Linked DNA regions of Homo sapiens: regions 1 and 2 are each linked to region 3. The links are chromatin loops, found by intact Hi-C in ENCODE. Cell type or tissue: heart left ventricle. All regions are shown on one strand.

What was found. Hi-C counts contacts between places; a loop is a spot of excess contacts. Peaks named below come from ENCODE experiments on the same cell type or tissue, not always from the same donor. Only the 100,000 strongest peaks of a DNase experiment are listed, where the experiment ranks them.
Region 1: it touches region 3 in a loop (7-fold over the local background); 27 of 110 quality-filtered maps call a loop at or near these places.
Region 2: a loop joins it to region 3, with 5 times the contacts of the local background. A loop is called at or near these places in 29 of 110 quality-filtered maps.

Annotation. Positions count from the first base shown.
Region 1 is chr1:47,737,201-47,739,700 of GRCh38, forward strand. No RefSeq gene overlaps it. Among named protein-coding and RNA genes, the nearest start is that of LINC01738, 50 kb to the left of the region's middle. In heart left ventricle, a CTCF peak has its summit at 1,561 (motif pointing right); a DNase peak (open chromatin) is centred at 1,531; H3K27me3 peaks cover 1,597 bases.
Region 2 is chr1:47,741,155-47,743,654 of GRCh38, forward strand. No RefSeq gene overlaps it. Among named protein-coding and RNA genes, the nearest start is that of LINC01738, 54 kb to the left of the region's middle. In heart left ventricle, no CTCF peak of the experiment used is centred here; no DNase peak of the experiment used is centred here.
Region 3 is chr1:47,996,256-47,998,755 of GRCh38, forward strand. TRABD2B (TraB domain containing 2B) reads right to left here and starts at 1,130. Exons shown (of 7, transcript NM_001194986.2): 1 at 433-1,130. The coding sequence starts at 534. RefSeq lists an enhancer at 1,622-1,671. In heart left ventricle, CTCF peaks have their summits at 1,541 (motif pointing right) and 1,745; DNase peaks (open chromatin) are centred at 664 and 1,506; H3K4me3 peaks cover 1,803 bases; H3K27ac peaks cover 1,074 bases; H3K27me3 peaks cover 893 bases.

The sequences.
Region 1 (2,500 bases), 260 kb before region 3:
GAGGAGACATGGCCTCAGCCCCTGCTCCTCTGTAATTGCACAGCCACCACACAGGGTGGTCGCTGTGGCATATCTTAAAGTGGTGGGAGTTGGGGAGGAGCAGTCACACCTGCAGTAACAGCTTTCACACAATTGTCCCCAGTGTTTGATTTGCTCCTCTCAGTAGACTGTGATGCTCTGTGGCAGGCCCAGTGGTTGAGATATGTTCCCTAACGCTGGGATCCAATCACATTTCTAAGTACCGAGGAGATGTTGGCTGAGCCCAGGGCAATGGGAAGACATTTGTGATTCCTTCTTGACCTTGAATCTGGTGGGTCTCAGAAGACCTCGAAACTCTCTATCCCCAGAGTAGAAAAAGTCCAAAGACTTCCCAGTTTGATAATGAGCTTTATAGACTATTTGGAGAACCATTTCCCCACTAATGCAATACAATTGTATTAGCTTTAGTTTTCATGTGGTACCTTAGGCCTCTCAACTTGTTCATCCTACATATGTGCTATTATATATGCTTTGACCTGCGTCTCCCATTCTCTCTTCCCTTCTCTACCTGTAGTAACCACTGTTTTATTCTCTGAAAGAACCATCTTAATACAGATTTATTTCATATTTTTAAATATTTCTTTTCTTTCAGATTATTCTAGTATTTTTTAGGTTTATTCTAATTTTTCATTGTAAATGAAACACAAGCTCATTACATTTTCGGGAATAAAGAAAAATAAAAAATGAATTCCGCAGAACAACCATTAAGAATATTTGAGACTATTCTCTCATAATCTTTCCACACATGTATTTTTATTTTACACAATTGAGATAATACTTCCTACACAAGTTGTAAACTGTTTTCCTACCCCCAAATTAGCTCAAAACTAAGTCCTCACGTTATTATACAGCACTTACATGCATTATTTTAGTGGCATACTATTCAAGCAAGTGGATGTGCTATAACTTAGTCTTCTACTGTTGGGCAGGTTGGTTGTTTCTACATGTTTGCCATTACATGCAGTGATGGATTGTGCTTTCTTATTCATGAACCTCTGCCCACATGATGAAATTACCAGACCAGTTTTTGAGGCATTCAGTCCAAACTGCCAGAACAATGCCTGTGGGTTTAGAAAAGCAATAGTAGCTGAGAATAAGAGAAATACTTGTTTCCTTTCACATGCCTTCTCTCATAACTGTAAGTTCCTCTTGATACCTTGCATGGGGTCTTAAATATTGTTGTTACTCATGAAATATTTGCTGTATTGTAATACCAATTGGAATTATTAGCTAAAGTTGAGAAGAGAAAAACAGAACTGGAGAGAAGAAGGGAAAGACAGGTAGATCAAACATTAGAGGGAAATACTTTGAACCACATCTGTCCCTCTCTCTGCCCTGCTGCAGTTTTCTGTTTTAAAGTCTCCACTAGGCACTTAGGGAATTGTAGAAACGGTAATACATTGAATCCAGGAAAATGAAGTGTGAAGACCCAGAGATGTGCTCAGAACATAAGGTGGAGGGGCCAAGGCAGAGTTGGGCCGCACTAGGCTGGACAGCGGTCAAGGGCTCTGGGGTTGGCCCATCTCATAGATGAACTCTAGGTGGCGCTGTGGCCACAAAAGTTTTGGGCTGAGGAATTTTGGCAAAGCTGTTAGGAATCTGTGGGTGGGAGCGAGGAAGGGAGAGAGGTAAAGAAAGAATAGTGGACTGGAGTGAAGGAGACACACACACACACACACACACACACACACACGTAGATGGGTGGGGGGGTGGGGGTGGTGGTGGCAGGAATAAGTGAATGGCTCAGACAGTGCTTGGTCCAGAAGAGAGAAAATAAACTGAGGGATCATCAAATTCATTCATTTACTTAATATAAGCATTGATCAAGCCCCATCTTGTGCCTGTCGCTGGGACAGATGGTGGGGATAAAAGGGCGCTTGAGCAGCCACCTCCCTGAGGTCCTGTGGCTTATGAGAAGTGAGTGTGATGGCCATCCATTAGCCCCCAGTGAATCAGTAGTGGCAGACTTGAGATGGACCCTGAAGAAAGAAAAGGGGGCCTATGAAGGGCTGTGATGAGGAAGTGACCTGGTTTTGTAGAGAAGGAAGGATTGCAGAGATGGTTGCCCAGTGGAAGGTACTAAAGGTGAGATCTGAAGGTAGCCAAGACTGAACCGGGGAGAGAGGATTGCCTGCAGGCTTGGCATGTTCTGCTCTGCTCCTTCTTTCATGTAGGAAGCATGTTGGGGCAGTGTCTGGCCTGCCTTCTAGAGTTTATCCAGAGTTTGTACCCTCTTTGCTCCTATTATTGTAGTTCAGTGGGCATATAGAAGTGATTCTGCAGGAATATGTTTGCTCTGCTGACCCAAATGCTCACCTGGGTGCATCACCCAAAGGACTTGTGTTGGGATAAGTTTTAGGAAGTATGATTGTGGCCATACATCAAAGCAGCCTTTTCAATCTATATTCACCAGTACTGAGGCTGATATTTTTATCTCCTCCTATATGATTCACATATCTGT
Region 2 (2,500 bases), 260 kb before region 3:
AACTTAGGCAATACCATCCTGGACATAGGAGCAGGCAAAGATTTTATGACAAAGACATCAAAAGCAATCACAACTAAAGCAAAAATTGACAAGTGGGATCTAATTAAACTTAAGACCTCCTGCACAGCAAAAGGAAACTATCAACAGAGTAAACAGACTACTTACAGAATGGGAGAAAACATTTGCAAACTATGCATCTGACCAAGGTCTAATATCCAGCATCTATAAGGAACTTAAACAAATTTTCAAGAGAAAAAAAAACCCATTAAAAAGTGGGCAAAAGACATGAACAGACACTTTTCAAAAGAAGACATACATGTGACCAACAAGCATATGAAAAAAAGTACAATATCACTGATCATTAGAGAAAAGCAAATCAAAACTACAATGAGATACCATCTCACACCAGTCAGAATGGCTATTACTATTTAAAGTAAAAAAAAAAAACAACAGATACTGGGGAGATTGTGGAGAAAAGGGAACACTTATACACTGTTGGTGGGAGTATAAATTAGTTCAACCATTGTGGAAAGCAGTATGATGATTCCTCAAAGAGCTAAAAGCAGAACTACCATTTGACCTAGCAATTCCATTACTGGGTATATACCCAGAGGAATATAAATCATTCTACCATAAAGATACATGCACATGAGTGTTCATTGCAGCAGTATTCACAATAGCAAAGATATGGAATCAACATAAATGCCCATCAATGGCACAAGATAAAGAAAACATGGTACATATACACCATGGAATACTATGCAGCCATAAAAAAGAATGAGATTATGTATTTTGCATGAACATGGATGGAGCTGGAGGCTATTATCCTTAGCAAACTAACTCAGGAACAGAATATCAAATACCACATGGTGTCACTTATAAGTGGGAGCTAAGTTATAAGAACCCGTGGACACAAAGAAGGAAACGATAGACACTGGGGTCTACTTGATGGTGGAGGCTGGAAGGAGGGAGAGGAGCAGGAAAGGTCACTATTGGGTACTGGTCTTAATACCTGGGTAATGAAATAATATGTAAAAACAGACCCCTGTGACGTGTGTTTACCTGTGTAACAAACCTTCACATGTACCCCCAAACCTAAAATAAAAGTTAAAAAAATTCCCATTAACCGATGGGAGCACTTTGGTTTATAAGAAAAGGCACTTGGAGCTTAGGAGAAAAACTAGCATGGTATATGAGCTTTCCCTTACTGCCTCCCTCATACCTTGTAAATTGTCACAGAAGTCTCCCTCACTAGATTCAGTTTTAGAACAGGAACATAGTTTATTTTTGTTAAATCAATCAAATACATTTACCAAATACTGCTTAACAAAAAAAAAGAAGGTGTCTGTTAGGTTAAGAGAAAGGGAGGCCGTTGGTGACCTTAGCAAGCCATGTTTGGGAGAGTGATGGGGGTCGTATAAGCTGGATTGCAGTGGGGAAGAGAATGGGAGATGAAACAGAGGTAGCTAGTGTAGACAATTCTTTTGAGGAGTTTGTGTGAGGTGTAGGAGTAGGCACCTGTCATTCTTTTTGGTTGCCCAGTAACTGCATCATCTCCCTATTTTTGGAGAATTCTCTACCTATGAATCTTGCTGAGAAACAGAGCCTGTCTCACATTACACATGAGGAAGGTACCAGATAAATACAGTACCTGTCTTCCCAGCTGGCCTGGAGTGGGGATGAACATAGGACAAGGCTTATGTATCAGAAGTGTTATCCCAGACTCAAAATCAGGAACAAGTAATGCACAAGAGGAATGTGTTCTGAGAGCACTGCTGGCTGTAAAATGATGAGTTCCTGGGATAGCAGAGCTAGCTACAGTGGTGTAAGCAGGGCTCACCATGGCACCAACAGAAAGGGAAGCGGTGGTAGTGGTAGTGGTGATGGTGTTAGTGGTGGTGATGGTGGTGGTGGCAGTGGTGGTGATGGTGGTGGCGGTGGCAATGGTAGGGGCAGTGGCGATGGCAGGGAGGTGGCAGTGATGGTGATGGTGATGGTGATGGAGGTGATGGTGATGGCCATGTTGGTGGAAGTGATGGTGGTGGTAGTGATGGTGGTGATGGTGATGGTGGTGGTGGTGGTGGTAGTGATGGTGGTGGTGGTGATAATGGTGACGGTGGTGATGGTGGCGGTGGTGGTGGTAGAAGTGGTGGTGGTGGTAGTGATGGTGGTGGTGGTGATAATGGTGATGGTGGTGATGGTGGTGGTGGTGGTGGTAGTGGTGGTGGTGGTGGTGGTGATGGTGATGGTGGTGGCAGTGGTGATAGCGGGAGTTGTGTTGGTGATGGTGGTGGTGGTGGTGGTGGTGATGGTGGTGGTGGTGATGGTGATGGAGGTGGTGATGGTGGTGGCAGTGATTATGGTGATATTGGTGGTGGTGGCCATGACGGGGGTGGTGGCAGTGATGGTGATGGTGATGGAGGTGATGGTGGTGGTCGTGTTGGTGGAAGTGGTGGTGGTGATGGTGGTTTTAGAAGCAGACCCAAACTGGTTTCTCCAG
Region 3 (2,500 bases):
GGGGGCAGAGTGTGTGAATGGGAGAGCAAAAGGGTTCGATGGAAGTCAAGAGAAGGGCAAGGAACGGTAGAAAAACACAGTCAGAAGCGGGCAGAGAGACCAGAAGGGTAAAGACAGAAAAAATATGAGAAAGGAGAGACAAAAAGGGGCAGAGAGAGAGGAGGCGTCCAAGCAGGACCACAAGTCAAGAGGAGAGCCCCAGAGCGGCAGCGTGTGGAGAAGGAACCGGAGAGGGAGCGCCCCTTCTCGCTCCTGGCTGGGAGCTGGAGCCGGGACAGGCAGGAGCGAAGGAAGGGCGCCCGAGGCTGCGCCCGGGGGGTGGAGGTGGAGCGGGCGGGCTAAGGTGGGTGCGGAAGCAGGACCCAAACCATGGTCCCACGGGACTAGAATACCCAGGCAGGCGGGAGAGTGGCCGGGCAGGCGCTCGCTCACCGATCCGGGCGGCCGGCACTGTCCTCCGTCCGGGGGCTGCGGGCGGGCGCGAGCGGTGGCGAGGAGGGCGGCGAGCAGCGGCCCCGCCAGGGCGGCGTGCATCCTGCCAGGGCCCGCGGGGCGCGGGGGACCCTCCTGGGCGGCGCCCCTCAGCGGGGCGGGGAGCCCCCAGTTGGGCACGGAGTTTCCTCTGGAGCACGGGGCTCCAGCCGCAGGATGCTGGGCGCCCTCTGGGGCGTGGCTGACTGTCCCTGTCGGACCTGGGGGTTTCTCTGGGGCCGGGCTCCGTCTGTTGGAAGAGGGAGACCCTCTAGGGCTGGGCCCCTCCCCCGGGCGCTCAACCTCGCTGGCCGAGCCCCCGGGTGCTGAGGGCGTGTTGGGGTCCGGGGGCGCGCGGGGTCCCGGAGCTGCGTCGCGGTCCAGGGGCGCGCGGGGTTCCTGGGGCAGAACCGAGAACCCGGGGTGCGCAAGGGTCCCGGGGTTATGCTGGGCACCCGGGGCACGCAAGGGTCCCAGGGGTGCGCGGCGCTCCAGGAGGCGCGCAGTGGGACAAGTGCGGCGGAAGGCGCGGCAGGGGTGGGGGGCGGCTCTGGGGCGACCGGCTGCCCCCGAGCCCGGCTCAGAGGGGCGGCGGGCGGCCGCGCGGCCGCTGCCCGGGCTCCGCCATGCTGCTCCGCGGCCGGGAGGGAGGGAGAGAGGAGGGCGGGAGAGCGGCGCGGAGCCGGGCCGGGCTGGGGGCTGGGGCCGCTGGGGCGGGGGAGGGGAGGACCTGGCGCGGGGGGCGGGGGGGCGAGGGGCCGGGGCCGCGCCGGGCCGGGCCGGGACGGGCCGGGCGGCAGGGAGTCAGGGCTAGCTCCGCGCCCGGGCGCGGCGAGGCGGGGTCTGATGGGCATGGCAGGCGCTCGCTCGCTCCTCTCTCGCTCCCTCGTTCGCTCCCTCACACGCGCGGAGGGAGGCGAAGCCCGCAGCAGCCACTTCCCAACTTTCCAAACTTCCCAGCGCAACTTTTTCCTCCCCTCCCCTGCCCGCGCCTCCTCCTCCCCCATCCCTCCTCCTTCCCTTCGCCAGGCGCGACCGGGCCGCAGCTTCCCCGTGCGGCCGCCAGAGGGCGCCCGGGCTAAGGACCCGCTCGGCCAACCTCCGCCGGCTCGGCGGCGGACGCGGACTGGTGGCAGCGACAGATTTGGGGACCAGCCTCGCCCAACGCATCCGTCCCGCAGATCCTGGCAGGAGCGAACAGCGAGAGGGACAGGAGTTGGACTGGGGAGGCAGCAATCACACAAAATTCAGAAAGCTGCTGTGTGCAACCTTATGTCACGCGTAGCTCTGGGATGCGCTTGGTAGATGCTCTGCAAACACCAAATGTAAAAGAAAAGAAAAGAAATCCTCAAAATTCCTTGGAATCTTCCATTTAAGTAATCCCCTCTTATCTATGTCCTTGGACCCACGCAGGATCCCTGTGTCTGTCTCTGGAAGAGTGAGAATTGATATCCCAGTTTCTTAGACCACAAGACTTGAAAGACCCCTTAAACCAACCTACCCTTCCTCAAGAGGCAAATGAGACTTAGAGAAGGCCAGAGCACAAGATCTAAGCTTCTGAGCCGTTTCCAGCAAATGAAGAAAGGGAGGCACAGGCACCCCTGCTTGGTTCTGTTAAAGGAGAGTTTGTCGTCTCTTCCTATCCTGACAACAAAGATTGACAGATGAATTAGGTCATACTGTCAGGAGCCCACAGCCTAGAGAAGGAGACAGACAGAGACAGATATGCAAAGACGCCATTAAAATACAGATGATGAGGGCCAGGAGAGACAGAAGCACAAGGAAATGGGAGCAGAGAGGAAGAGCTCCTAACACAGCTCAGAGGCCCAGGGAAGACGCCTGGGAGATGGTCTTGAAAAATAAGTCAGAGGTAGCTTAGAGAAGGAGGTGCACATGCCTTCCAAGCGGAGGAAGAGCAGGTGCCAAGGCGCAGCAGTGTGAGAGCACACCTGCAGGGGACTGCAAGCAGTTACCCATGGCTGCGGCAAAAAGCAAGTGGCAGGAGCTGAAGTTGTGTCTTCTGGCCAAG